Regions from separate parts of the Homo sapiens genome. Here region 1 is linked to region 2. Evidence: chromatin loops called from intact Hi-C (ENCODE). Cell type or tissue: Calu3. All regions are shown on one strand. Each heading gives the region's core, and the rest is flanking DNA. Links, peaks and the distances in the headings are about the cores only. Region 1 holds the start of LOC105377530 (a long non-coding RNA gene). Region 2 overlaps MFAP3L (microfibril associated protein 3 like).

What was found. Peaks named below come from ENCODE experiments on the same cell type or tissue, not always from the same donor. Only the 100,000 strongest peaks of a DNase experiment are listed, where the experiment ranks them.
Region 1: a loop joins it to region 2, with 1.9 times the contacts of the local background. A loop is called at or near these places in 3 of 110 quality-filtered maps.

What each region holds. Positions count from the first base shown.
Region 1 is chr4:169,899,985-169,915,608 of GRCh38, forward strand. It overlaps LOC105377530 (a long non-coding RNA gene), which reads left to right and starts at 12,734. Exons shown (of 4, transcript XR_939439.3): 1 at 12,734-13,084. In Calu3, for the core only: no CTCF peak of the experiment used is centred there; a DNase peak (open chromatin) is centred at 7,447.
Region 2 is chr4:170,000,908-170,016,531 of GRCh38, forward strand. MFAP3L (microfibril associated protein 3 like) reads right to left here. Exons shown (of 3, transcript NM_021647.8): 2 at 4,673-5,103. The coding sequence starts at 4,970. Among named protein-coding and RNA genes, the nearest start is that of MFAP3L, 18 kb to the right of the region's middle. In Calu3, for the core only: no CTCF peak of the experiment used is centred there; a DNase peak (open chromatin) is centred at 7,724.

The sequences.
Region 1 (15,624 bases), core at 6,345-8,844, 100 kb before region 2:
CAGGAGTTCGAGACCAGATTGGCCAACATGGTGAAACCCCATCTATACTAAAAATACAAAAATTGGCAGGGTGTGGTGGTGCTCGCCTGTAATCCCAGCTACTCAGGAGGCTGTGGCAGGAGAATCACTTGAACCCAGGAGGCGGAGGTTGCAGTGAGCCAAGATTGTGCCACTGCACTCCAGCCTGGGTGACAGAGTGAGACCCTGTCTCAAATAATAATAATAATAATATTTAGGCATTTTAAATTGGACAAGCACACAAGAACATCGCTGCTGTAACTGGGATGGACTCAGCACATATGTTCATGGATCTTCCCACTCATCTTGCTCTCACTTGGCTTTTGCCTGGCTGGGAATGGCCATCTGAGCCACTGGTACATCAGTGTGTAAACCTGCCAAGTTCAGCTTGGGTCTCTGTCTTCCATAAAGCCTGCCAACCCACACATCTGGACTTCCTTCTGTCACTGCTACACAGATTCCATATATGTTTCCTGAATGTTTTTGTGTTCCACCTGAAACACCAGCAATTCCAATTGTGGGATTATATCTTTAGTAAATGTCTTCTATAGCCACGTGGCGGCAAGCACAGAGTAGCACACAGTGGGTTCTTGGGTAAATATCGGTCAAAGGTGTGAGTCATAGAGAACAATTAGAGCTAGAAATTTATTGCCAGAAAGAAGAGAAAGGAAAAGCAGGACTGTAGGAGGGGTGGGGAAACTCAGCTTAAGGCTACCCAACTGACCATTTGCTTGTGAAATGTCTTCACCTGTTTTGGAGGACAGCGGAATGTGTATCTGTTTCCACGTCTAACAGCTGAAGGGTAAAAATATCTCAGTTTAGAGCTCTTTCTCAGGCATCAATCTGGTCATTTGGGCTGCCCTTCTCTTGGACTTAGTTATTCCAGGTGTAGGATACGGGGGCCACTTGTGCACCAGAACAGAAGGAGCCCCTACGGGGGACGTGTTGAGAAGACTGTGTGGGCATGGAGAAGTGGTTCTATATGGAAGTCCTTCTAAAGGCCAAGATAAGAGACCCCCTTCACCCCCCCACCCCAACTCCTCTCAGCATTTTTAGAGACTGGGAAGCATTTCTTGACAGTGCTTTGTTTCTGAAAGAAAGCAAGACAGAAAAATTTGGAGTCACTATCCAGGAGATACTTTGTCCTCCTAGAGAAAATAAGGCTCAGAAACAGTGGTCTGAGTATTTGTCTTAGAAGAAGTGGATACAACTGAATCTGAATGAATCTTTCTCCCATGATGAAACAAAAAATTCCAGCACAAAATCTGTGAGAATCTTTGTTGTGAGAAATGTGAGAAAATGAAATAAATTTTAGCCCTGATGAAAAAAAAATTGTTAACCCAAAAATGAGCGGTTACTAAATGTAAGACACAGAGATGTATGTATACATATTTATATACACATGTATAGATAATTGACACATTATATATATGATGTGATCTACCACACACACAGGCCTACAGGCAATTGACAAGTAGGAAATGAGGAAGTCAATCAGTCAATCAGTTTCAAGGACTCTGCTGGGTGATCTACATTGTTATGTGCCCTGAAGGGTAAATATAAAGGGACAGGTGTCCAGATTGCCCTGCCTTAGAATTAGCTGCCTTTTTTTTTTTTTTTTTTTTTGAGGCGGAGTCTTGCTCTGTTGCCCAGGCTGGAGTGCAGTGTCACGATCTCAGCTCACTACAGCCTCCGCCTCCTGGGTTCAAGCAATTCTCCTGTCTCAGCCTCCTGAGTAGCTGGTATTACAGGCACCCGCCACCATGCCCGGCTAATTTTTGTATTTTTAGTAGATATGGGGTTTCACCATGCTGGCCAGATCTGGAACTCCTGACCTCAGGTGATCTGCCTGCCTCGGCCTCCAAAAGTTCTGGGATTACAGGCGTGAGCCACCGCATCCAGCTAGAATTAGTTTTTAATAAAGAAAAGAGGCTGAGTAGAACCTTACTAGGACATCAAATAGTCCTGGTCAGGGAAATAGAGACAGTAAGAACAGAGATGTAACCGCTGAGTTAGGGACGCTCAAACGCACTGATAGGACTGCAAATCCTATGTTTGGATGCGGCCAGCCCTTGCAAATGTAGAGCAGTCTGTGAGTAATTTGAGGAGATTCTGCTGTCCTCAAATCATCTCCTGTAGCCATATTTCATGACACTTCCTCTCCTGTTCTAACATTTGAAATTCTCCCCTCGGAGGACTACTTCAGTCTAGATAATGAAAATAAGGTCATTGCTAAAGCCCTCAATTCCACTGTTTTTCAGCCTTTTAAAGCCTATTTTTTTCTTGGCCAACATAAAACATGCCTTCCTTTAATGTTATCTGATGTTTTAAAATAAAAAAGTTGCAACTAAGAACAATGCAAAAATTTTATTTCGTTCACTTCATCAAACTACGAAGATTCCCCTCTCTATCGCCTCCCATTTTCTGACTGAGGAGTGTGACCTGGATGCAGAGAATGTGAGCTCCATGTGGGGAGTGGCTGTATCTTGTTTGTTGCTGTTTCCCCAACTTCTAGCAGTTTTTGGAGCAAAATCAGGGCTCATGTTTGTCCTTCCATCTGGAAGATGTGGCTGTGGCTGTGAATCTGGATGAATCTTGTGCCATGAGGAGAAAATCAAGGCATAAAATCCGTGGGGATGTTTTTAACACAGAGAAGCAGAAGTGATGGGTCTGTGCCTTGGAAAGTCTATGACAGTCTTCATGGGTTGATGTTTTCCAGGCAGCACTCAGAAAGCTGCCCTGAGTGGATGAGCTAGGAGGTCCATAATTTCCATAGGGTAGAAGGACAGATAACAGTAACAAGCCACCAGTGGCCACGTAACTGCAACTATGATCAGAGAAACAGGTGAGGGCAGTATGGGTCTTAGAACAGGTTTCAGAAACTCAGGCTTTGGTCAAGCAAGAGGGGACATTGGGTACTACGGGGATGGAAGTGACGTACAGAGGACAGTGGCGTGGAGTGAAACCGATCATCTAGCCCTCTGCCCCAGACACCCCCAACTTCTTGTCATCTCCTTATGCAAGGACCCAAAGTTCTTCTGACTGGCTGCGCCTCCAGCCTCATCTCCTGTTCTGTTTCCTCTTGCCTGCAGTTCCAGCCACATGGATCTCGGTGCTATTGCTCAACCATGCTGCAGAATCACTACCATCTCTCAGCCTTTGCCCCTGATGCCCCCTCTGCCGGGAAGCCTCTTTCCCTAGATACTGACACTGCTTTTCACTCACTCCATCCAAGCCCCGCCCAGATTCACCTTCCCAGAGGTCTTCCCTGGACACCCCATCCAAACCACACCCTCTTTTCTTCTCTTTCTATCCTCCTCTCAGTTGCTTTATTTTTCTCTGTGATAATCCTCACTCTCTGACTTTACATCTACTGTATATCTATATCTATACACACACACGCGCGCATTTGTTTATTGCTTTTTCCCCCTACTAGAATGTCAGCTCCCTGCTATATTTCCAGGTCCTAGAACAATACCTGGCTCACAGCATCTTAGTAAAATGTTCGTGGGACAAGTGACTAAAGCAGATATGGTTTTGAATCCAGGCCTGGCTATGTATTGGTTGTATTATGTTGGAAAATTACTTAATCTTCCTAACCTGACTTTGCTCATTTGTAAACTAAGTTGATTATACATTTCTCAATAGACTGTGGTAAGGATACAGCACACGCAAGCCTGCCTGTGCCTAGTGCATAGTCAGTGCCCAATAAAGGCTGTGATTTCAGCTTGGTTTATATTTTAAATAATTTGCTCTTTGTTAGCTACAGATCTGAAGAGATTTCCAGCCCAAATCCTGTTCTGTACTTTTTCTTGAGCCAGGAGTGTAGGGTGGTGGTGAATCACTGATTCACAAGTGTGATGGAAATATGTTTTAGTGAGATGCATAAAGAACAAAAAAAAAAATCACAAACGTTTGACTTTTCTTAAGAATAACATACTATCTATCTTTTCCTTGTGGGAGAGATGTTATGACCTTCCGTATTATTTCAGTTTATGGAAAAAACATGTGAGTGTGTGTATGAATTGTAAACTCACCTCCGATCAGCCTCTGAGGGATGCTGGATCTATGATACACTTTGTCCTTCTGAGAACAAAACTCTTCCCAGGTAAATGCGCTTGGAACATACATTTATTTCTGTCTTAACCTGATTTTTGATCGTGTTGGAGGATGATGACAGTTGGGAAGTATAAAAGGAAGAAATCTAAGAATAGAAAGAACTAGATCAATCTTAGTGTACTTCTGGAGAGACAGACAATGCTTGAAATTGTGGTTGTAGAGACCTAGTTTGTTAATTTAAACCATCATTTGTCTATTTTTTAGAAAAGACTCACGAAGAAATTCTAACGGTGAGTAAAGCAAATCTTATGGCCCCAAATATGCCAGATATGCCAGATAAAATTAATATTTTTTTCCTGAAAACTGTTTTATATCATGCAGTGTTGCATAGTTTGCTTATCTGACAATGTGTATCTTGGGATACTGGAACATCAGTCACAGGAGTTACTATTTTCTTTTAGCATAAAAAATTTAAAAAATCTTTAGAGATGTAGTTCTAAAAAAACAAAAACAAAGTAAGAGGGGAAGGCTTGCTGAAGAAAACATGACCTTTTAAATAATTCATCTACAGTGCTTCTTGAAACTAGAGAAATACCGTGTATGGGGATTCATGTTTTATAAAATATCAGTGAGACCATTATTTGCTGAAAATGTTTTTCTGGCACTGATTAAAATTATTAATTATTTTACTTTTCTCACTTAGATTATCTAATCTTAACATTTCTTTTCTTGTTTCTTCTAAATCCTATCTCTCAAAAGGTAGGATTAATTTATCTTTTGCTTACAAAAACAATATCTGAGTGGAGCCCTGGATTGAAATTCAAGGACTCACTAGGTGTCTACTAATGTAGTAGGGATAACATTGAGTGTTACAGCTTGGAAGCTGATTACCTTTATGACATACAGCTTGGAAGCTGATTAGCTGTGTGACACTGGGTAACCCACTGTTATTCTCTGTGCTTCTATTATTTGTTCTATAGGAATAAGATAATGCTGACCAAATGATATACTAAAAAGCATTTGTGCAGCTGAGAAAATAAAGATGCTGATGCGCCATATTATTGAAGAAATAATTCTTGCTTTTGTGTCTGTTCTAGGGGAAAAGATTAAGAGAAAGAACTGAAAATTGAATTCTGTTCTACAATAAAAGTGTAGCTGCCAGGCTCATCCTTAGAGCCCGCAGAAAATAAAGAGGTGCCATGGATCCGGCACCAATGGTTCTTTCTGACAGAGGCCTTTGGCCTTCCAAGCCCCTCACTCTGCTGGCCTATTGGAGAATGTGTGCTGATTCCCAGAAGAGCCTCATGCCCTTTCTGCCTCCTGCCCAGGTCCTGGAAGTTTTCAGAGAAAAGGGTGCCATTATCCAAGTCTAATAATTTTCTATTTTAAATGCTGAATTTTATTATCGGGTAATCATCATTGTGGAAAGGCAAAGCCATTCACTAATAGGAAGCATACTATAAATTCATAGATGACATTTGCTCATGTTTTCCTGTATGAGATCTGGAAGCCAAGTGTTTAAGCATGCACCCACTCCCCCACAACTTTTTTTTTTTTTCAGATGGAATCTCGCTCTGTCAACAGGCTGGAGTGCAGTGGCGTGATCTCAGCTCACTGCAACCTCCGAGTCCCGGGTTCAAGCGATTCTCCTGCCTCAGCCTCCCGAGTAGCTGGGACTACAGGCATGCGCCAGCACACCTGGCTAATTTTTGTAGTTTTAGTAGAGATGGGGTTTCACCATGTTGGCCAGGATGGTCTCGATCTCTTGACCTCATGATCCGCCAGCCTTGGCCTCCCAAAGTGCTGGGATTACAGGCCTGAGCCACCGTGCCTGGCCGCACCCACCACTTTTTAACATCATACAAGATTAAGCTGAAAAATAGGTGATTACTAAATTTGATATTCTGGAGATGTGATGGTCATGGAAGATCTTTTGGCATAATCCCTCCACCTGTTGCCTTGGGTTTGGTCCTTCTTATTTCCTGTCTAGGTAATTGAAGTGGCCTGCACTTGGACTTCCTTCTCAATAGCCCTTCATCTGCTCTCACATTGTTGCCAGAGTGCTCTTCTCAAAACACAAGTTTGATCAAGTAATGTTTCATTTAAAATTCTGGGCTGGGTGTGGTGGCACAATGCCTGTAGTCCTAGCTACTCGGGAGGGTGAGGTGGGAGGATCGCTTGAGCCTGGGAGTTTGAGGTTGCAGTAAGCTGAGATTGCACCATTGCCCTTCTGCTTGGGCAACAGAGGGAGACTCTGCCTCAAAAAAAAAAAAAAAAGAACAAAACAAGAAAATTCTTCATTGCCTCCTCATTGCCATCAGTCTAAAGTCCAGATTTCTTAACTAGGTGCCTAATGAAGACTGGTCTTGAAAAAATTGTTTGAACTTGCAAAATATTGTCATTGGAAGAGTTACAAGCAGGGTTTTTGTTTGTTTGTTTGTTTGTTTTTGCCTTCTATGAATAGAGACTGGAATTTATTTTTGTTCAGACTATGTTCAGAAAGAGACCATTCTGCTAGTCACCTTTGGTTATGCAGAAGTAGTAGGAGGATTTAAATATTATTCTTGTGGCTGGCTGAAATTGACAAGGGTCCCAGTGAAAATGCTCAAAATGGGATGCTAAATACCCTCTTTAATAATGCAATACTTATAACTAAAATTTGTTGAGCCAGATTCTATGTGCCAGGTACTCTTGTAAGCTTTTTATTTGTATTAATGTAATGGCTGATAGTAATTCTGTTACAATCCCTTGCTATTGATGAAATGGAGACACAGAGGGGTTCAATAGTATGCCCAAGGACACACAGATAAGTAACCAGTAGAATTCAGATTGGAATCCAACACGTCTAGCTCCAGAGTCCTCACTCTCAAGCACTGTGTGATAGAGCCTCCATTGCATAAGCAGGGCTAAGCCCTACAGAATTAGAAACATCCTTCCCACCTACCAAATCTGGATGTCTCATGGCTTCTTTTACTAAGCATTTGCATGTGGGGTGTGGAATTTGAAGCTAGAGCATGGCTAGAGGAATGTGCTGCCTTAGTCTCTTCAACTCACTCTGGAGGAAGAACTGAAAAAGTACAGTGCAGTGGGGACTAGGATATTGGTGTCCTACATTGGTATTACATAAGGATGAATAACTCAGATATTGAGGAGTATCCTGTAAATAGTATGTTTGTCTTATTTGATTCATCTTATTTCATATTCTTTTAAATTAAAAAAATTAAATTTATTTGTATTGGTTTTTTTAAGACATGGGATCTTGCTGTGTTGCCCAGGCTGGGGTGCAGTGGCTAGTCACAGGTGCAGTCATAGCACACTATAGCCCATAACTCCTGGGCTCTAGTGATCCTCCCTCCTCAGCCTCCCAAGTAGCTGGGACTGTAGCTGTGCCACCATGCCCAACTAGTTTTACTAGTTTTGAGAGCAAACAATGGGATATTATTTGTAGGGGCTGACTATTCCCACTGTCAATCATTTTGGAGAAGGAAATTCAAAAATAGGCATTTAAATCAGTAGAGAAAGTTTTTATTTGGGCGGGGGGGGTGCTGTCAGAGTTGGACCTAAACAAATACATGGCCATTTAGGGGGCATCCCTTTGGTGGAGGTTGAACCAGCCTGCTGAGAGCTTGGTTGGGATTAAAGGATTGGGTTGGGCCATTGGGCTCCAAGGTCAATTCTTTCTATTAGCTGTTGTAAATAAATCTGTTAATTTGTCCTTAACCTTCCAATCTTCTGTAAAGTTTTGTTAAAGGTCATGGTTAGGTATGATGACTCATCTCAAGGCCAGAGAAGAGATGGCAAAGGCCCCATCTATCTATCTTCCTCTTTCCAATTGCTCCTCTCCACATAGAAGCAATTGGATTCCCACCCAGCACAGTGCATTCTTTCAGGTCTCCATGCTTTGTCGCACTCTGGACTTGGAGGGCCTGTTGTTGACCTCCCAATCCACTTTGTTTTCAGTTATACTTTGCTGCCTGCAGCTGGGGCTTACACATTACTAAGGATTTTCTTCATGGCAATGTTTGTTACAATGGAAACTAATCATCCAAAGAGATCCTGTTTTCAAATCCTCTTTCCACATCAACAGTACTTGAGGATGTACATCTAATCAAGTGATTTCAGAAGAATATTTAGGTTAACCTGCTGGCAGCTCATGCCCAGGGTCTTTGGTGATGTGACCCTTGTTCTTTGTACATTTTTGGTCAACATCTATTGATTGAGTGTATATCATGTATCAGGTATGGTTTAGGTGCTGGGTCTACAACTGTGAACAAGACACTGAAATCCTGGCCCTCACAAAGAGTGAATGCTATTGGGAGAAATAGACAATAAATAAGAAAAATAAATAGAAATATACCACACTAACAAGCAAGGCAGTTTTGTACACTTAGGCAGGTTGTGCATTGCACAAGTGTACCACAATCTGGAGGGGGGGGCCGTGACAGTGTTGACATCAGAGTTTTGTGAACTATTTATTTCTACAGTGTTCTTGCAGGTGTTCTTGGGGAAGATCATCTTTTTCTAATTTGCACAAAGCTGCTGTATGAGTTAATGGTAGGCCTATTAGTAACGAGTGAGCCTATTAGGAATCTGTTGCCAACATTCAGGTAAGAAATGATGGTAGCTTGGTTTAGGAAGTGGCAGTGGAAGTCGAGGAAAGTCTGTGTTTAAATTCTGTATATATTTTGAAAATAGAGCTGGAAGGATTTGCTACTGACTGGATGTGGCATTTAAGAGAAAAATTAGAATTAAGATTGCTACCAAAGTTTTTGGCCTAAGCAACTAGAAGCATCGAGTTGTCCTTAACTGAGGTAGGGAGGATTTCAGGAGGAGTTGGTTTGGGGGTCAAAGATCAGCAGCTATATTTTGGACGTGTTAAGGTTGAGATGTCTATTAAACATTCATGTGGAGCTGTCACATAGGCAGCTGGATATATGAGTCTACAGGGGAGAAACATGTCCAGACTGAAGATATAAATTATATTACTTTAGGAGAGCTACCATAAGCCATAATTTGTCCTTTAATGGATGACAATGTTGGCAAATACATAATTTTTATCCAATATTTGTAATAAGTTCTTCCCTATTATATACTTTTCTATCTTGTAATACAAACTGAATAAATAAATTTGTTTTAGCTTGTCATTCTGCCTTGGAAAAGTTTGAAAAATACTTTGAACACATCATTCCTGAAATAATTTGCTCTTATAAAATTATAAAATTAAGACTAAGACAAGTCTTTAAAAATTTAGTTTTAGAGAAAAGAGTAAATAGACCTCTCTCTAGCCATTGAATTTTTACGTAGGGAACTTGAATGTGACTGTATATGATAACTCACTGGAATTATTTTATGTGGCAAGAATGAGATTTACTGTAAATAGTATATAATATCATCAATTACTATATGAATCTCTCAAACACTGATTATAGTGTAGCAGGAAGAGCCACAGACAAAATCCCTCAGACACCAAGTTAAAGAAGGAAGGGCTTTATTCGGCCAGAAGCGTCGGCAAGACTCACGTCTCAAAAACCGAGCTCCCCTAGTGAACAATTCCTGTCCCTTTTAAGGGCTTACAACTTTCAGGAGAACTATGTGAGAGGGTCATGATCAATTGAGCAAGCACGGGTTATGTGACTTGCGACTGGGTGCACTGGTAATGAGAATGGAAGAGAACAGGACGGGGATTTTCACGATGCTTTTCCATACAATGTCTGAAATCTGTAGATAACACAAGCAGTTAGGTCAGGGGTTGATTTTTAACTACCAGCCCTGGGGAGCAGTGCTGGGCTATCTGCCTGTGGATTCCATTTCTGCCTTTTAGTTCTTCTTTTTTTGGAGACAGAAATTGGGCATAAGACAATATGAGGGGTTGTCTCCTCCCTTAATAGGAGTTTTCAAAATTGGCAAAACAAAACTTTATAAAGCAAAATAGGAATGTTTTACAAAACGAAAGAAACTACTGCCAGCTTTGTCAGTATAACAACCTGTTAGCAATAGAGGGTGATTTATAGGAATCAGCCATACGTGTACAGTGCACCAACTCTTTATTATTCACAAGTAGATGATCTATTTGCAGATTTCCTGTAGTTTCATGACCTGTGTTCTCTCATAGGCAGAAGGGAATTCAGTCCTGATGCACACAAGTTGAATGTCTGTGTGTATCAAAGTGGTTCCTAAAGGCCATTCTCATTGATTTCTGGACTTTTAATATTTTTGTAATATTTTCACCTCTTTAGCCTGCACCTTGTGCAATCAAGGGCACTTAGGAAAGAGGATTGCTGCAGGCAACTTGATGTGTTTCAGAATAAATAACTCCACAGAGATCGTACTTTCTGTGCAATACGAAACCCAAACTGATTTTTTTGGTAACAAAAGAAGTCTTATTGGTTTCCACTTTTATAAATCCAAGTGTTCATATATTGACCTTGTTATTCCTTTGTTTTCGGTGGCAGTTCACCTATATTTTACATTACAATGTGGTGCTTGAATAGCCCTTTGTAAGTTGACTTAAAAAAACAAAACAAAACAGGCCTGGCTCAGTGGCTCACACTGATAATTCCAGCCCTTTGGGAGACCGAGGTGGGTGGTTGGCTTCAACCCAGGAGTTTGGGACCAGTCTGGGTAACACGGCAAAACCCCATCTCTATGAAAAATACAATAAAAAATTAGCCTGGCATGGTGGTGTGCGCCTGTAGTCCCAGCTGCTTGGGAGGCTGAGGTGGGAGGATAGCTTGAGCCCCGGAGGCAGAGGTTGCTGTGAGCCAAAATCACGCCACTGCACTCCAGCCTGGTCTACAGCGAGAGGTCCTGTCTCAAAACAAACAAAAAAACCCAAAACAACTTTATTGAGATATAATTCACATATTATACAATTTATCATTTAAAGTGTAAAATTTAATGGGTTTTAGTATACTCACTAAATATGCATAGGGCTATGCAATCATCACCACGGTTTAGTTTTAGGATATCTTTATGCCCCCTAACAAAGCCTAGTACCTACCAGCAGTCACTCTCCATCCTCCTTTTCCTCCATCAGCCCTAGGCCACCACTAATCTCCTTTCTGTTTCTGTGACTATGACTATTCTGGATATTTCACATAAATGGAATCATAAAATCGGTGGTCTTTTGTCATTAGCTTTTTTTTCTCTTAGCATAAGGTTTCAAATTCATCTATGTTGTAGCATTTATCAGCACTTCCTTTTATTGCAGAAAATATTCTATTGCATGAATATGCTACATATTATTCATCCATTCATCAGTTGATAGACAACTGGATTGTTTTTACTTTCCTGGCTATTATCAATAAGCTAGTATAAACATTTGTACACAAGTTTTTATGGGCACATATGTTTCCATATTCTTTGGGGAATATACCTAGGTAGAATATACCTCAGCTAGAATTCCTGAGTCATAAGGTAATTCTAACTTTTTGAGGAACTGCCAACCCTGTTTTCCAATGTATAAATTGGCTTTTAAAATATTACCTGTACTGGGTTGGGCACAGTGGCTCACATCTGTAATTACAGCACTTTGAGAGGCCGAGGCTAGTGGATCATGAGGTCAAGAGATCGAGACCATCCTTGGCAACATGGTGAAACCCTGTCTCTACTAAAAATACAAAAATTAGCTGGGCATGGTGGCACACGCCTGTAATCCCAGCTACTCGGCAGGCTGAGGCAGGAGAATTGCTTGAACCTGGGAGGTGGAGGTTGCAGTGAGCCGAGATCGCACCACTGCACCCCAACCTGGTGACAGAGTGAGACTCCGTCTCAAAAAAAAAAAAATTTACCTGTACTGCTTCCATTCTCTGTTAAAGTGAATTTTATCATTAATTTATACGTTTTCTATGTATCATGCTGTTACATGTACACACCCACTTTGCAAAATTGTTACCTTAATCACGTTTTGTTAATATTTATTCGAATGGCAAGAGTGCCTGTTTGTCTCAGTCAAATGAATCTTTAGAGAACTGTTTCGTTCTTCTGAGGTTGCACAAAATTAATGTGGTTTAAAAGTTTTAATTTAAATTTAATTTTATTTATTTGCGTTTTGACTAGGTATTAGAGTGACCTGGTTCAAAATCTGGAAACACAATAAGATACATGGTGTATTGTCCCCCTCCCTCGTCTGTGCTACCGATGCCCAGTTTCCTTCCCTGGAGGCAGCCAGTGTTACCTGCTTCTGTGTGGTCTTCCAAGGAAGACGTTTTAGTGCAGTTTTAATTTGAAGAGAACAACTTAAAAAAATGTGTACGTGGGAATAGAAGGGCTTTGTTCTAAACTCCGTTGGTTTGTTTGGTTCATGAAAGTCAGAACAGCATGACTTTATTTCAAGGTTGAATAACAATAAAAGATTTATAAGTTTAATAATTGTCTTCAATAGCTTGAGGACATAATCAAAACAACTGACTTCTCTTTAAGTCTTATTTCTGCCCCAGGAACCTGTCCTTGATCCACCACCTTCTGGTTATTATTTCACTTTGTTCACATTCCGGGGACATACAATCGGCTGATTTTATCTTCTCTAACTACATTTCTGCTTCAGAGGCTTTACTTGGTGGGAATCATCTTCCAGACTCCCCAAAGCTGGCTTCTGCCCAACTCACAAACCTCATCTCACATGTTGCTCTTTTCCCCTCTTTCACCAGTTCCAGGCACACAGACTTCCTGTCAGTTCTTGGTCAAGCAAGTTCTCGTCCACCTGAGGACCTTGTCCTTGCCTGTTCTTCCGTCTGCCTGGAAGGCTTTCTTCTGTCTTCTGTGCCTGGCTCCTTCCCCACCTTCCGGCCTCACTTGAGATGTGATCTTCTCTGACCATCTTAGCTGAAGTTGGCCTCCTCTCCCTTAATCTCCATTGAGCTAAACAGTTTCTTTCATCTAGAACTTACTATAGTAATTATGTGTTTACTAGTTCACTGTCTGGAATCGTTTACCCTAGAGCAGTCTACGATGTAAAGCCAGGATGGTCAAACTACAGCGCAAGCTTTGTTTTTGCAAAGCTCTGGAGGTAAGTATTGCTTTACATTTTAAAAGGGTTGCTTAAAAATTTTTTTTAAAAAAAAGCTAAGAAGATTGGGCAGCAGAGACTTCGTGTGGTCTGCAAAACTATTTACTATCCAGTCCTTTACAGAAAAATGTGCTAATCCCTGGGCTAAAACAATGGTCTCCAAAGTGTGGTATGTACATTCCAAAGATTGTGCAAGATAATTCAGTAGGTTCTTAATTATTTATTCTTTTGCATTCATTTATTGCTTATGTTTTATAATGCACATAATTTTTAGTATAGTAATAGATACATATAATTTATAAATTAACATATACATACATGTTTTGGGAATAATGCTCAGAAATTTTTTAATAATGCACTTTATGATAAAAATTTTGGAGGCAACTGGGGTTAAAATACAAAATTTATGAGGGCAAGCGCCATATTCTCTCCTTCCATATTCCCACCATCTAATACACACTCAATGTAATGCTTTTTGAATAAATGATAGCAGTAGACTTAAACATTTATTGAGCACATATTAACTAAGCTCTCGGAATGTAATATCTTCTTTAATGATTAGAGCCACCCTATGAGTTAGATCTTGTTACTTTTATTTTACAAACGAGGAAACTGAGGCCCAGAGAAGTCAAACAACTTCCTGAAGCTCTCACATTACTAGTAAAAACTGGAAGCTGAGTCTGATGCCAGTCTGACTCCAAAGCCAGTGTTTTTAACCATGAATGACCTGTCTCTAATTTCATTCTTTTTTTTTACTCTTTATGTGTATCAGAATGCAATTACATTTTGAAACCTTGTGTGTCTTGATGTTGAAGACATATTGGCTTAGAAGGGGTAATCAAGTTTCCCATAGCAGTAAATGAAAATAAAGAAGGGCACTTATCCCATATTTCTAATAGAATAAGTCACTTTCAACGGTTTTTTTTTTTTTTTGAATTCTTGGAGTCAGAATTAAGAAATCTGTGGGGTTTTTTTTTGTTTTTTGTTTTTCTTTCTGAGATGGAGTCTCGCTCTGTGGCCCAGGCTGGAGTGCAGTGGCGTGATCTCCACTCACTGCAAGCTCCGCCTCCCGGGTTCATGCCATTCTCCTGCCTCAGCCTCCCGAGTAGCTGGGACTACAGGCGCCTGCCACCACGCCTGGCTAATTTTCTGTATTTTTTTTTAGTAGAGACGGGTTGCACCGTGTTAGCCAGGATGGTCTTGATCTCCTGACCTCGTGATCCACCCGCCTCAGCCTCCCAAAGTGCTGGGATTACAGGCGTGAGCCACCGCGCCTGGCCAGAAATCTGTGTTTAAGTATGGTTCTGCAAATCATTTAACTCCATTAAGGTCAACTTCTCATCTATAAAATGGAGCCAATAATAATGTTTATCCCAGAGGTGGTTTCCAAGGTTACGCACATGTGAAAGTGATTTGCATATTAAGGTTGATAACAGCGGTCCCAACCTTTTTGGGCACCAGGAACTGGTTTCATGGAAGACAATTTTTCCATGGATGGTGGGGTGATGGGAGATGGGAGGGGAATGGAAGGATGGGTAGGAGGGGAAAGGGGATGGTTTCAGGATGAAACTGTTTCACCTCAGATCATCAGGCATTAGATTCTTATAAGGAGCACACAACCTAGATTCCTCACATGTACAGTTCACAATAGGGTTCACGATCCTATGAGAATCTAATGCTGCTGCTGACCTGGCAGGGGGCAGAGCTTGGGCGGTAACACTCACTTGCCAGTCACCTCCTGCTGTGTGGCCCAGTTCCTAACAGGGCCGGTCTGTGGCAGCGGGGGTGGAGACCCCTGCCTTATGGGACTAGTGTTTGGGAAGAAACACCCCTGGTGTATAAAATACTAGTCTTTCTTCTCTAGTCATATATAACTATGTAGAGGCATACTTATCTCTGCCCCCTTAGTTTTATTACTGTAACATGCTTTGCTTAACAAACCAGTTGGTTAACTATTTAAGGAAAGCATCATCATTCTGGCATAGGAAGGATTCAAAACCCAAGTCTAAATTTGGCATTCAGTTCCTAGGCTTCTTATAAACTCTCGTCTACTTGGTCTTAGTCAAAAGTGCACATGACTACTATCTGCGATGCAGATTTGAAAGAGAGAACAGTAGCATTTATCAGCATCTCCTTTACTCACAGGATCGGAACATGAAGAACACAATACTTTAGTTGTCATATCCATCAACATTAGAATTAAATTGGAAGTTACTATTTAGATTTTGCCAGCGCAACTCCTACTTATCAGTCTTAAAAAACAAAATCCTTCAAGTTTTCTTTGTAAAAACCATAGCTTTTAAAGCTTATTTTATATTAAATTATAAAATAAAACCCAAAGCATGTATCACATTTTCACTTCAAATAATATAATTTACACATTTGAAACCTGAGCTCCCGAGACCATAAGCTAAATCTGAAGTCAAAACTTTCAAAAAAAAAAAAAAGTCACGTTAATCATTCTCACAGAGTTCTGAAAGTTTTGCCATAGACCCTTTATCTTTTTCCTTCCCTACAAGTGCCTGGTGGCTTCCCTTCTA
Region 2 (15,624 bases), core at 6,459-8,958:
AGACAGGGTCTCACTATGTTGCCCAGGCTGATCTTGAATTCCTGGGCTCAAGTGACCCTCCCATCTTGGCCTCCCAAAGTGCTGGGATTATAGCCATGAGCCACTGCACATGGCCTTGATGAGTGTTTTAAATCTCAAGTATTTAATATACTAAACAAGAATTCAGTATAACAGGTTAATACACCACTTCACACTGATCTTAGAGGTAAAGGATAATTTACATCTAATGCTGTGGACACCGACCTATTGATATATAAATATTAAGTAGGGAGGTGATAACTACAGTCTTATCACTGGCTGACACAGCTTGTCATGGTCCCTTGCAGAACTAGTTAAAAGGCATATTACAATCTATTCAAAGAAACCTGCAAAAGTAGAGGGATAAAAACAATAAAGCAAAGTAAACTAGAGGCAAAATTTATAATAATGAATTCCATAGCACTATAGTAGCAGTTGTGACAATTGTAGACTCAGTGCTTAATTGTTTTTGGCAACCAGACACTACAAGAGCACAGAAAACAAATCCACAGGAAAAGTAAAAAACCTAACTTAATGGAAGAATTTCAAACTTAATCTCTAACAAACCTAGACATGTTTACAAGGGCTGAAACCAGCTGACTTTCTTGAAATCCTCGTTACTTATCTCAGAGAGGTGCTAATGTTAATGTAAATGGTTTAAAGTCACAGTAAGAAGCAACAGTGAAAACACATTGGATAATTAGTGCCTGAAATAGTTAGGACTTAATTCCTGGCTACTATACATTTCTACTCACTTCTAGCAAAAGGAAAACTGAAAACAGTATATTTCGTGGCCATTTGTGGTTATTCATGTTGTCTGCTTTATGGTGTGTGGACTACCTCAAACAGGTTCTTTGCTGAACTACAAAAACAAAAGTCTTCCAGATAGAGATCACACATTAGCCTCTCCTGATCCTGTGGAATTGAAGTGACAGCACCAGGCAAGCAAAGCAAACCAGCTGCTGCTCCTGCCAATGACAGGAAATAGCCCCATTCTCTCTGGGCCTGGAGGGGCTGGCATGAATAACAGCTCTCTCACCTTTTCAGCAGAAACGAGACATGAAATTGCTCCTTTCCAGGCTAATCACAAAGTGAATGGCAGTGTGCTCCTTGAGTGACTCACCGATGATTTTTGAACGCCTTTTTGTGCATGTGCATGCCATGTACACACACATGTTCCGGCACAAATCCTAACACTGTCTGACCTTGCTATCGGTAGTGAGGATGCCTTTTCCATCTAGTTCTTCTCATATTCACTCAGTCTGAGTGAGAGGCTCTTCAACATTTTTCACCTACAGGACCTAAAGGATGATGTGGTGGGGCACAGAGGGAGAATGAATACCCGCTGGCCACACTCTGGTTGTGTCATACCCTCTGGTTTCACCTGGTTTCTCATCTGTATACATGAGGATTAATAACACTTCACTGTAGGGCTTATTATAAGGATTAGAAATAATATATGTCACTTGGTGCAGCGACTTAGTAAATGGCAGCAGTTGTTAATGAAAATTATAATTTTGTTAGTTTGGTTCTAACAGTAGTCTTAGTGTACCTAGGTAAGGTTCTAGGATATTAGTATCATTTTTCTTTTTTTTGTTTTTTTCAGACAGAGTCTCGTTCTGTCACCAGGCTCGAGTGCAGTGGCGCGATCTCAGCTCACTGCAACCTCTGCCTCCCAGGTTCAAGCGATTCTCCTGCCTCAGCCTCCTGAGTAGCTGGGATTACAGATATGCACCGCCACGCCCAGCTAATTTTTGTATTTTTAGCAGAGACAGGGTTTCACCATGTTGGCCAGGATGGTCTCAATCTCCTGACCTCATGATCCACCCACCTCGGCCTCCCAAAGTGCTGGGATTACAGGCATGAGCCACGCGCTTGGCCTAGTATTTTTCATACTATATTCAATCACCTCTTTATTTAAAAAAAAAAACAAAAAACAAAACACAAAAAACACCGCTCCATATAAACTTCTAGCCTATTGGTTTGAAAATGGAAATCTATGTCCATATTATAATATGGACATTTCCCCCTTCAAAAATGAAAAGTTAAAGACTGTGGGTTTACCAATAGGCCATTCCAGCTCTCAGATTCTGATATTTTTTGAGCAAGAATCTCTCGTTTCTGTTGTTTTCTGTGTATTGCTTGGTTGTTAGGTACACTGCTTTGTATATTATCCCATGTTGCTTATGCTCTGAAATTACCATCATGCATTGTAATTACAAAAGCTGAGCTGGAACATCAAGTACTAGTATCACGAGTTCTTTTTAAAACTTGAAAGTTTTAAAGAGATTTAAAATAGCTAACTGATTTATCAGCAAGGCTGCTGGCTACAAACCAGAGTGCTGAATTCTGATGGAGCAGTTCTCTGTGGCAAAGGCTTTTGACTGGCGGCCACTAGCTTGGGGTCTACTGACAGGCTACTACTATAGTCCATCTTAGCACCCACAAACAAAAGAAAATGGAGCCAAATATAACTACCAACTAGTTCAATGCCCTCAATACACAGATGAAGGAGGGACGGTGCAGAGTCAGCTTGCCAACGCTGAGTCAGCAGTTACAAGGACCTTTTCGCTAAGATACCACATATGTATCTCAGACGCAGTAAGATACTACACTTTGGGATAATCCTCGAAATGTTGGAACTGAAATTCAGGCCCCAGTGCTATGCTATTCCCACAGTTCTCTTCCTCTCTAGGACTGAGGAGTTCAGTGCCCCAACCCAGCTTTTTAATACCCAGGGATAACCTTTGCTTTAGGGTCCATGTAAAAGGGAGATCCAGGTCTTGGGTCTTTCTTCCCTTTGATTCAGTCACCGTGGGTTCCCTAGCGATAGCTCAGCCCTGCAGAAAGACCTGCTAAGGTACCTGGCCTGCAGTGTCTTTGTTACCATGGCTATTGCCCTCCATTCACAAGTGTGACATCACTGCCTTCTGACTTGTCCTGGAGGAAGTGGCTGTAGGAACCAAAACCAGTGTGGGCTAGGGGTTGTGTTCCCTCACCTTTCCACTGTCAGTAGTGAAGGTTCTTGTTATAGCCACTTTTTAAAATTGAGACAGAGTCTCACTCTGTCGCCCAGGCTGTAGTGCAGTGGCGTGATCTCTGCTCACTGCAACGCCTGCCTCCTGGGTTCAAGAGATTATTCTGCCTCGGCCTCCTGAGTAGCTGGAATTACAGGCACGTGCCACCATGTCCGGCTAATTTTTGTATTTTTAGTAGAGATGGGGTTTTACCATGTTGGCCAGGCTGGTCTCAAACTCTGGATCTCAGGTGATCTGCCTGCCTTGGCCTCCCAAAGTGCTGGGATTACAGGCCTAGTCATAGCCACTTAATAATAGCAGGACTTTGGGCAAATTTCAGTAAATGGGTATTTGAACTATAATGTCTTCAATGTGAGTTCTAATTTAACTTTGCTATGGTCCCACAATTCCTCTTGGTGGGTAAAAGTTCGACTCTCCTAGGTTAAACGCGATTCATAATATGTAATATTTTGACTTAAAGGAAGAAGCTTTATAATGCTCTACAACCTTGACTGGCTAACCAAAAGCAATGTAAGTGACAGCACTACAGCAAACCCCACATCCTGGCCAATTAGACGGCTAGCAGCCTCAACCATTCGGAACACAGCTGTGAACCAGAAGTAGGCAACTGCAAGAAAACTCCATTCACTTAGCTCCTAAGGAGATATACAGCATTAGCCTCTATTCTTTTTTCAGGGCAATTAAGATAAAATGAGGGAAAGAGATTTAAAATGTAGGTTTTCCTGGAGCAGAAACTCTTTTGGGGATTGCTCATTGGTTAAAGAATTGTGGAACAGGAGGGCAATGTGAATGGAAGAAACTAATAAGCTGCTACTTTAGAACAATGTTCTTTTCACTCCCCCACCCCAACCCCTCTACTTCACACAGTAAATGCCTAGGAAAGCAGATTAACTCCTTCTGGTCAATCTGACCAGGATTGGGTTTTCAGACAATTACTTCTCGCATCTAAAACAAGAAATGCACCGATTCCCGAAGACCCAATCCTCTCTCTGGCTAGTCTTTCCCGGAGTGAGGTGACTCACACTTTTTGGTCAGAAATGCATTTATTAAAAACCAAGCAGTCTCCTGTTGTCCCACATCCTTCCTTGTTATTGCATCCTCCCTCCCTCCCTGCCTCAGCCTAGAAACTGCAGCCAGGTCTCCAGGAATCCCAGCCAGTGGCTGAGACTTGCACTGAGGTTTCTTTCAGAAGTGTGGTCTTTAAATCCACGGCCAATGAATTAAATGGACATTTAATGATAAACAATGGCTATATTGTTTATTCCAGCCATCTCCATGAAAGAAAACAAAACTCCCTTAAAAATTGAATATATTATTTAGGAAAATCCATTTTACATTTGTCTCTATAATGTATTGGATGTATTATATTACAAAATTCCAAGAAGCCTTTAAAAAGACTTCTGTGTTTGTCCTTTGTCTTCTGTGTCAATGAGGGAAAAAAATGAATTAATTGCTTCTTTGAATCCTTAAGGATATATATTCTCTCCTGCCTTAGAAAAACAAGACAAGATGAGATCTTTAAATCATTTGCATGAGAAGAACTAACATCACGGGTGCTGGCTCCAAAGCTCCTGTTTATATTTTATTATGACATTTGATACAACTTTAAAGCCTACCTCCTCCTCTCTCCTTCTCATCCTCTTCTTCTTTCAGCAGCTTGCCAATGGAATTATACCACTTGAACTGTGGGTCAGGGATGCCATAAACACTACAGTTAATCAAGGCACTGTTCCCTTCCTTGACTATGATATGGTCAGTTCTGGCAATGATTACGGGCACAGAGCCCAAGACCACGTTAGTGCCATTTAAAGTGCTGTTAGTCACACTCTTAGCGGTGGCTAGAGTGGATACTAGGATTAAAAAGGGCACAGAAGGTAGAAAGCACACAGTCAGATGGCTCTTCAATCGATCCATCTTCTTTGCTTGCTCTGTAAGGCAATAGAGAGATGGTTTGCCAACCGAATCTTCTATCAGACAACACACTGTTCACAGCAGGTCATGGGACAAACCTGTCCTGGGTCCATAGAGTTGGTACTTGAGCAAGAACCTGTTTTTAAGAAAACAAAAATATATACACATAAACATTAGCATTCATCCATTCAAAACACTATAAACGGTTAGCAATGCAGCTAAAATACAAACATCAACATACTTTTTTTTTTTTTTTGAGAGGGAGTCTTGCTCTGTTGCCCAGGCTAGAGTGCAGTGGGGCGATCTTGGCTCACTGCAACCTTCACCTCCTAGGTTTAAGTGATTCTCCTGCCTCAGCCTACCAAGTAGCTGGGATTACAGGCACCCACCAACATGTCTGGCTAATTTTTGTATTTTTAGTAGAGATGAGGTTTCACCGTGTTGGCCAGGCTGGTCTCGAACTCCTGACCTCAGGTGATCCACCCACCTCGGCCTCTCAAAGTGCTGGGATTACAGGCGTGAGCCACCGCACCCGGCCAAACCTACATACTTTTTAAACAAAACACAACCATAAGATGTTCCGGATGTGAATTATATTTTTCACAGAAATCATAATTTTGTTTTTTGCTATCAAAACATATAGATTTTATAGGAACAAATATTTCTTATATTAAATTTATATATTGCTTCATAGAGCGCAAAAATGGATTCAGGCTGCTTTCACTTACCATGACAAGCTCTCTTTCCTCCACATTACCTGTCTTCATTGTGGAGGACCTAATTGTTCACCTGGGTGTTCCTTAACCTCTTCTCTCCCAGTAAACGGGACTTCCAGTCTGCGTCACTGGTCACAGCTTGGGCTCTGCCGGCATTTGGAAGGACTGCATCAGAATCACTCTGGCATTCTCCTAACTACCCATTATAGCTTCCAGAATGCTCCTTACTGTCTCATTCAACTTCCCATGCTCCTCTGAGCTCCACCTCATCTAGCGCTCTCTGCTCTGTGTTACTGTTACTTACGGGCTCCAGGTCACTCATGTACACCCTGGTTTCAATCTCATCTGCCTCCCACAGGCTGGGGAACATCACCAGACATTACGGTTGGCGGCACTTCTATGTCCAAAGATCTAACCTTCACCTAGTCCTCTATCCTCCATTTCATTCTAATTCTATAGCCATGCCTTCTTCAAAGGCAGAAGTTATTATTTCAATTCTGCCTACAACAACACTGAAGGGGTACCTGGTGATGATAAATTAGCTTCAGATCATATTTTTTTTCAGTAGGAAAGAAAAGAGTTTTGTTTTGCCATAGATTTCCATAAACCCCACTAAACTGGAGTGCTTTCCTGCCCTAGGAAGCCAACACATTACGCCACCAGCTGAAACCCTGTGGCGAAGGGAGATAGCACAGACTGCAATGGCATGATAGACACCCTGCCATGACTTTGCAAATGTCTTTCTTTACTTGGCTAAACTTGTGGTTTCCTTTGTGGTTGGAAAGCTGACCTATTCGATACAGAATAGCTGTGAAGAGCATGGCCTCAGGTTTGAGAGAGACCAGGCCAGGATTCTGGACATAACCACCTTCGCTGGCTGTGTGTCTTGGGCAAGTACAAGACAATTATAAGGATTCACAATCAAATGTATACCAAACACCTATGTACTGCTGCCTTGATAAACAAGAATTATTAGCACAATGTATAAAGCATCCTTTATTGAAATGATGCTTCTCCAATCTATTTTTATGTCTTCTAAAAGCCAGATCTTGAGTTTTGCTTAAAACGTTATTATAAATTATAAATAATTATAAATGACTTTCAGCACTGGGTCCTTTGCAGGGGCTCAAGTCTGAGAATGCATGAGCTGCCCCCTTAGGTGTATTCTGTGGTGAGCATGTTGAGGGCAGGGGCTGGGTCACTCATTATTGACTCCCTGGTGCCCGAGCCATAGCAGATGCCTGGCTAAATACCACAGGGGAGAATCAGAGACAAGGCAGGTTGGGAGATGGGTTCTAATAAATATGGGTGGTAAATATAACTTTTCCCCCCAGTTAAAGAAAATGCCACAAATGGAAAATCAAACTGAATTTTAAAGTGTGTATCTCAAGAGCTGTTTTCAAACAGAGGCTCTCCACATTTGGCTTTCTACGTTCAAACACATTGTGCTAGCAGAGTAAAGAGAAGGGGATACTGCTGTGCTATTATATTTTAATAATGTCAGTAGGTGCTTTGGGCTAGAAACACAGCCAACTGTTCTGAAATGGAATCTAGTTCCGTTAGAGACCTTACGAGATACAGAAGCAGAGACTTTCGTTTTATGCAGGGATTTCAGTTAGCAAAATGTTTTCCCTCTTCCTCATTTTTATTCCCATCCTCTCCCATCTGGAAAAGTCACTAAGGTACAGAAGACATAACGCATCATTTACAGGTTGTTTGTATCACAGCGTTTTGCTCTAAAATTCTGTGAAAACTGATTCAAAGTAAGCACTGAATTAACACTAATGAATTAATAGTTTTAGTAAGAATTTACTTTCAATTTACTCTTTCACTTCAGATTTTTCAAAAGGTATTTATTATGTGCCGGGCACACTGCCAGGATTTAGGGGATGGGAAGTGCCACAAAGCTCAATAAACCACAGACCATGTCCACTCACAGTCTAGTAGTGGAAAGACATACAGATAACTTCAATATGTTCTCTAGGTGCTATGGGCTTGGAGTTGGGTAGGAAGGAGGGGCACCGAACAGCTTGGGTGCCACCTAGAGATGATGTTTGTTGACTGCCCATCCAGCATCCAGGCCCTCTTCTGCCTTTCCCTTTCTGTGAGTCCCATGGCTCACAGGGTAGAAACTTCTAGTCCTTCTCATCACCCCATCGCATGTGCACCTACCAAACTTGACACTGCTCCCTGGTGTATGATCTTGCACTTTTCTGTTTTGAGTAAATTCCTTCTCGATTACAAGGACAGCTCCTGGATAGCAAAAACTTGCACATATAGTTCAGTAGGATTTCCTTATTGCTAGGCACCCATAATCACGTTTACACACTTGCTGTATGAAGCCATGCTTATATGGAATCCAACGGCAATTATTTAAGAACAAATTACAATGTGTTGCCTGAAGAACATAAGATATCACGTGACTCTGGACGCTGGCAAAATATTCTGCAAATGTACCTTTTCAGCTTGTTGGATTAGGATCTTACAGACAGCACCATGAAAAGTTTAGTTGAGCTGGACATGGTGGCTCACGCCTGTAATCCTAGCACTTTGGGAGGCTGACGCAGGCGGATCACGAGGTCAGGAGTTCGAGACCAGCCTGGCCAATATGGTGAAACCCCATCTCTACTAAAAATACAAAAATTAGCCGGGCGTGGTGGTGTGCTCCTGTAGTCCCAGCTACTCAGGAGGCTGGGGCAGGAGAATCACTTGAACCCAGGAGGCGGAGGTTACAGTGAGCCGAGATGGCATCACTGCACTCCAGCCTGGGCGACAGAGCAAGACGCTGTCTCAAAAAAAAAAAAAAAAAAAAGTTTAGTTGATAACAATCTAACATTGTGAAAGACATTTGAGCCAGCAAAGAGTAAAATAACAATCTAACATTGTGAAAGGGATTTGAGCCAGCAAAGAGTAAACCCTAAGTACTATAATCCAGCAGCTTAAAATGCAGTCCTTCAAAATACAAGAACAAAGACCACAGCTTTCAAAACCAGGGCTTAACAAAAGCTACAATGGACAAGTTGTTAAACCTCATAATCTTTGGGAAAACTTTGATAGACTACTTTATTTTCTATAAATAGAACAAAAGAGAAATATTTAGCAAATATCAAATGTTCTTTATTTTGACCCCTTCCCTACCTCCCAGCCATTGGATTTTATCTAAAAATGTTTAATAAAATGCTTTGTTCAGTCCTATTTCTTCTTTTTCCACCTATAATCAATAAGACTGTTGCCCATGTATTTCTGGAGCTAGAAGGAAAAGGACCTCTTGTGTAAGGGGTGTTTTGTACTAAATGAATATTATTGTTTTTTCTTGGCAGAGTCAATTTGGGTATTGCCCCAACTACTCTGATGAATAATTTGTAGAGTGATACAACTGGATTTTGTTGCAACACCTACTGAGAGTTACCCCTATTTTAATTTGCGTGGGAATGATGCCACAGGCACATAAGCTACCTTCTGGATGAAAACACATTCTTCACAGGGTTATACTCATGAAGCATGGAGAGGGAAGCCCCATTTCATATGAATTGGAAAGTGGCACTAAAATACTCATTAAGACATGAATACTAACTTTTCAAAACTGGTAGTCAACTCAAGCCATTTCAGTTATGAATATGTTTCTGCCACTTCCTTTCCCATATATCATAATGAATTCAAAATATCCACGTCTTTTTTAAACAAAAATTAAAAATATTTTCTTTTGCGATTAAAAAAAATGAGAACAAAATTCTCACTGGCTCATTCTATCCCACCTAACACCTTTCAGGATCAGCATAGAGTCTCTTGAACAGCATGGGTCTGAACCACTCAGTCCACTTACATGCAGGTTTTTTCTTTTTTAACAGAAGTTACACTGAGTGTGCCTGCCTCTCCTTCCCCCTCTTCCACATCCACCACCTATGAGACAGCAAGACCAGCCCCTCCCCCTCCTCCTCAGTCTACTCAACTTGAAGATGGCGAGGCTGAAGACATTTACGATGATCCACTTCCCCTTAGTGAACGGCAAATATATTTTCTCCTTCTTAAGATTTTCTTAATAACAGTCTTTTCTCTAGCTTACTTTATTGTAGGAAAATGGTATATAATACACATAGCATACAAAATATGTGTTAATGAGCTGTTCATGTCATCAGAAAGGCTTCTGGTCAACAACCGGCTATTAGTAGTTAAGTTCTGGGGAGTCAAAAATTATACACAGATTTCCCACTGCATTGCGGGGGGGTGGGTGCCCCTAACCCATGTTGTTCAAGCATCAACTATACTGAATTTTAGATAATTAGGGTGATCTCTGAATATAAACTATGGTGATATGGTTTGGCTGTGTTCCCACCCAAATCTCACCTTGAATTGTAATAAACCCCATGTGTCAAGGGTGGGGCCAAGTGGAGATAATTGAATCATGGGGGTGGTTTCCACCATATTGTTCTTGTGGTAGTAAGTCTCACGAGATCTAACGGTTTTATAAATGGGAGTTCTCCTGCACAAGCTCTTTTCTTGCCTGCTGCCGTGTAAGACATGCCTTTGCTTCTCCTTTGCCTTCCACCATGATTCTGAGGCCTCCCCAGCCATGTGGAACTGTGAATCAATTAGACTTCTTTGCTTTATAAATTACCCAGTCTCAGGTATGTCTTTATTAGCAGCATGAAAACAAACAGACGCATATGGGAATCTAAAGTCAAGGGCCAAGAAATCTGTGGAAAAAAAATGTTCCTTTAGCAATTACTGCAGTCCAGAGTCAAATCATTTAAGTGATAAATCAGTTAAGTCCTATCTCAATGCCCAAAGTCCTATTACAGAGATTCATACTGCCCTTTCTTGCCCTTTCTTGTCCATGTTCTAGAGTCTATTTCTGTACAGAGATTCTTGATGCCTCTAATCACACAAAGGTAATACCTAATTCAGATGGCAAATGTGATAATCACAGGAAAGTATGAAAGGGCATTGCTTTTAGGTTAGTTTTAGAAGCATCTAAAGGGGATCAGTTCAATCCAAATTGATATGCATTACCTGAGAAATGACCTGCGCTGGGTGCACTGCCAGGGGTTGAGGCCTTCCCCCTCTTGTCAGAATCCGGAAGGGGACACAGGACTCTCCCCTCTTGTCAGAATCCGGCAGGGGACACAGGAACATATATCGACAGTTACAGGACAGTGTGACAGCTGCCCATCACAGGGTGTCAAAGATCCACTGGGGCACCAGACAAGAGATGGAAGTATTAATAGTTTGGATGAGCCAGGAAGAATTTTCTGGAAGTGATTCTTTAAAGAAGTACCCAAGTGGACCAGGGGAGAGAAGCTGACCCAAAAGAGGAATAGAATATTGAAAGAAACGATTACAGAGAACCTGGGGAAATGTCTGTAATTAGGCACTGATGGCCAGGTGGTGTGTGCAAGAACAGAGGAGGGGGAAGTAGGTTGGAAAGGCAGGCTGGCCCAGAAAATGACCGGATAGTATGCAACGCCAAGGATGGGGGCACTCACAGGTTTTGAAAAGGAGAAGTGACAGGGCTAGTTCTGTGTTTACAAAGATCAGCTTGATCCTCATATGGCTGCGATGTAGACCTGGCTAGGAGACTAGTATTATACAATATCCAGGAAGGAAATGAACGGGGGCCTGAACCAAAAGCAGTGGGGAAGGAAAGAAGTTGGCAGATGCAAAGAGGTACAGGAATTAGAATGTACAGAATGACTATCTGATAGCAGGTTGAAGTAGTACAAGACCTCCTGACCAGTGGCACCTATGATTATAAAGACAGCTCTTAGGAAGCAAGTGTCTCATTTACTAAAAACCAATGGCTGGCACTGTCAGTAGAATACACAAATTAAGAAATTCAACAAACCACTCCCTTGGGCAGCACTCTGCACTCTGCTGCCACTCTTGGATGAGGGCCTGTCTGCTAGCAGTGACCTGGCAGAGTACACGGTCGCTCCTGCCTGGTTCCTCACTGCTCCTCCTAGCTTCACCATCTTCTCTCTCTGTACCCCTGGCTGATGGAGGGTGTTGTGATGACAAACCACAGTCATGACATTTACATATAAAAACTCACAAATTAAGAGCTATACAGCAGCACACCATGAGAAGAATTAGAGCCTGTCTTTTTAAAGTAGTTGGCCCTTAGGAGGAAAGTGAGACTCAGGAGAGACCTCATGGCATTCTTGGTACAATACGCACTTATTAATTGTGTAGTGTTAGGATAATTTCCAGCTACTTAATGGGTAGAACTAAATATACACCCAGACTTGCTGGATTGCTGTGAACAGCCACCAGATGAGCTGTTTAAGCCCATGGAACAACTGAGAGGGGTACCACATTATTACTCCAACTACACTAATGTTCGGCCTCTACAGAATTTTATTTTATGCTGTTATTTTTTTTTTGATACACAGAAGGCACGTACTTTTTCAAAAACTGATCTGGGTTAAATCACTGTTTTTCAAACTTAAAAACAAACTATAGGCCCAGAGATGCCATCTTCATAAAACTTTATTTTTAATGGGGCATAATATTAAGAAACTATTCTTGAATCTCCACACTTTGTTCACATGGTATGTTTTTCTGATTAAAAGTAAAAATAATACAAAATAAAGCTCTCAGAAATATACTGTTTAAATTGCCCAGGGTCATCAAATCATTATTTTAAAAAATCACTCTAATATGGAGATGAGATACTGTTGATATCCTACTAAACATAAATGTTGGTTAAGCCTGATCATCAGAAGGGAGATACTCAAGGGACCTTTACTACAGTCTTTTAAAGAGAAAAAGAACCACAAACCCTTATAAAGGAGGAGGGAAAAAATTACATTAAAGGTTGTTCTCTATAGATATATAATTATCAAGCAAGATAAAAACAGGTCTACACATCTCTTCTCAGAACTAGAACATTAGACTTGGAAAAACTTGGATGTATTTTCATAAAGGTTTTTCTTTACTCTAAAAAATGGAGGCCTAGAGAAGGTATGGTATTGCATACGGTCATGCAATTAATTTAGTGGCTTAGAAAAAAAATAAAAAGACCATGACTGCTAATAATAACCTCAGATCAGACCTGGGATTGTTTTCTTGGTTCCATAAAGCCAATTATTAAATTGTTCTAGCACTTGAAACATGCAGTGCAGGCTATTCTAATCACAGGTATATCATTTAGAAGAGTTTATTGATGTTTGAGCACATAATGTCAAATTCTTATTCTTATTCATTCATTCATATATTAAGATAGCATCTCACTGTTACCCAGGCTGGAGTGCAGTGGCACCACCATGGCTCATCGTATTAATTGGGTCATTCTTAATTGATCAGAGAGACATTTCTCCAGAAATCTGATGATCCAAGGAATTAGCCAAATCTGGAAACTGAATAGAAATGGGACAGACACACTGATGCAGGGGCCTTTATGCTGCCAGGCCAATCCCTAAAACGGATCACAATGCACATCAGAGGGTTACAATGCTGTATTCACATTTTTCTTTGATCTTTGACACCGTCCTTATTAGAGTCTATATTCAACCTAAGCTGGTACAGAAGCATCTCTAGCTGCTGTCTTTCTTTTCATTAGAATATTGTTCCAACATCTCCCCCCTTTAAAAAATTATGTCCTTTCAAAACATTCTTCCTACTCATTTGGAGTATGCATGTAGAGATTCGAATTTTCATTCTAGTCCAGTGAATTTATGTCACCTGCTAATCTGTAGATGGCACTACTTCTGCCAGCTTTCAATTGTTTTTATTTGATCTCAAGCCCATTTTCCAAGAAGTTCCTGATGTATTTAGTGTGAAGCTCCTACATTCAGAGTGAAACCAGGCAGGAGCTGATGGATGTCTGGAAGCCTGGACACATCAGTGAGTCAGAACTCTTTTTTGGCTAGAAAAATGGCTAGAAGATGCCATGTATCAGGGAGGTGCTTTATGGAGGTGCTGATCCCTGGCTGCCTGCCCACAAGTCCAGGCTGTGCGCGCTCTGCCTGGATGGAGGAAGCAAACCCTGCCCTCTCTGCAGCCCACAGAGCACATTGTCTATAAATCAGAGGGCAATCTTCTTAATATGCTTTCCTAATATGACTCAGGACCTGAAATAATTGTGAGTTTACATTTTCTTGCTAATTCTGGATCGTTTGCAAACCCGCAAGGCCTTGATAATGAAAGAGCCCTTCTCAATTCCTACCTCTCCCTCACATTTGATTGTGCACACACAGCTTCCCAACTGGCCAAACAAAACTCCCTTTTCTGGAACTGGGAGGGTAATTTCACATACAATCTTACAAAGGGTGGTTAATTATTTTGTGGTGGGACAGCTCATAATAAAGCTACTCAACTCACGATGAGCCTGAAGGATAGTATTAATAGTACCCAACTGAGACACAGAATAACTTCTAACAGAAACACATCGAGTGTTCTTAGCAACAGCCAGTGTGAAGAATTCACTGCAGGTCTCCTGCAGCCGTGGAGCTGAGATTTTAATACAGCAAATGGATAGGATCAGGTGCCTGGGATAAGAGATGGGTTGGGCTCTGAGGTTAAGGTCAAGAACAGAAATTCTGGGGTGATGTGTGAAGAGCAGATGAGTTTAGAATTTTAGGATTAAGACCCACAAGCTGGGAGTGAGGATACTTACTCCTTTCCTCCATTTTTTATTTACTAGGAGATGACGCCTGGGAGTCAGTTGATCTCTCCGAGCTTCAGACCCATCTCTTAGGTCCTTTCCAAATCTATCATAGTATGATCATGACAACCAGGAGTAAGACTGGGGTTGGAAAAGGGAAGAAACGGTGAGGGGTAAAGAGAAAAGGGAAAGAACAAGAGAGTTCTTGGTGCACTGCTAAAAATTCCATTGCAGTAAATACAACTGGGGCAAAGCACTGTGATGGCCAAGCCATTTGTGACTTGGCAGATGGCCACAGACACAGCTTGTGCGCCACGCAGCCTGTGAGAACTTGTTCTCCATAGGCAAGACAACTTCTTGTGTGTCCCTTACATTCTGGACAATAAAATGAGGGAGTAAATGGATTCAAGCTCTGAAAGTATTAGGACGCCCCCCATTCATACCCTCTCCAGATGCCCTCATCTCACTGCAGATGTGAATCAGCCCAGATTCCTCCAGGACTTCCTATATGGAAGACGGGCCGGTCCTCTTGGGCACAGCTGCAGGTTTCTCCCTCCAACTTCACCACCAGAGCAGGCTGGAGTGAAGCCTGAGCCTCACTACTTTTACCCTGTTACCTGGACTAAGAGTGGGTGGTGAACTTAGTGCCTGTAGCCATGCCACGGACCCAACCTTTCCTCTTCAGACCAAGAACTGCTGGTTGTGTAAATCCGAGCTGTTCCACAGGGGGTCTGACCAAGGCCCGTGTCTTTGGGCCTTGAAACCTTCATTTCACTTGATAATTCAGAGAGGCCTTGAGTCTACTATGGCAATTTGGGAATGTAATTTTTATCATTAACATAATTGTCCCATTAAAAAAAAGAGTTGGTATTCAAATATTGTTGATTGTGCTTAGCACCATGCATTCATTACTTTTATTATTATTTAATGATTAGTAACAATCTGTGCATGGAGAATGTCTCAAAATATAATGAATATAAAACGCTAAGATTCTTAAATTATTATAATGTACATTTTTCCAGCAGTTCGTCATTCAGTGTAAAAGCCAGAGGCAGCCTTGCTATGGCCTGACAGTAGGCCTCTGACAGATTCACAGCCTCCATATCCAACCTCACTACGCTCGCTCAATCCCCATCAGCCTCCCTGGGCTCTGCTAATCCTGAAATGGGTAAACCCCGGCATCCTTGAACTTACTATTCCCACCATCTGAAATGAGTTCTGGGATACCTGGAACATTTCCTTTGGAACCCTCAGGCCTTCAACCAGCGAGGCCCTTCCTGGTCACCTATGTGAAACCGTGCCCACCCCATCATGCTCTACCTACCTCGACCCTGCCTTT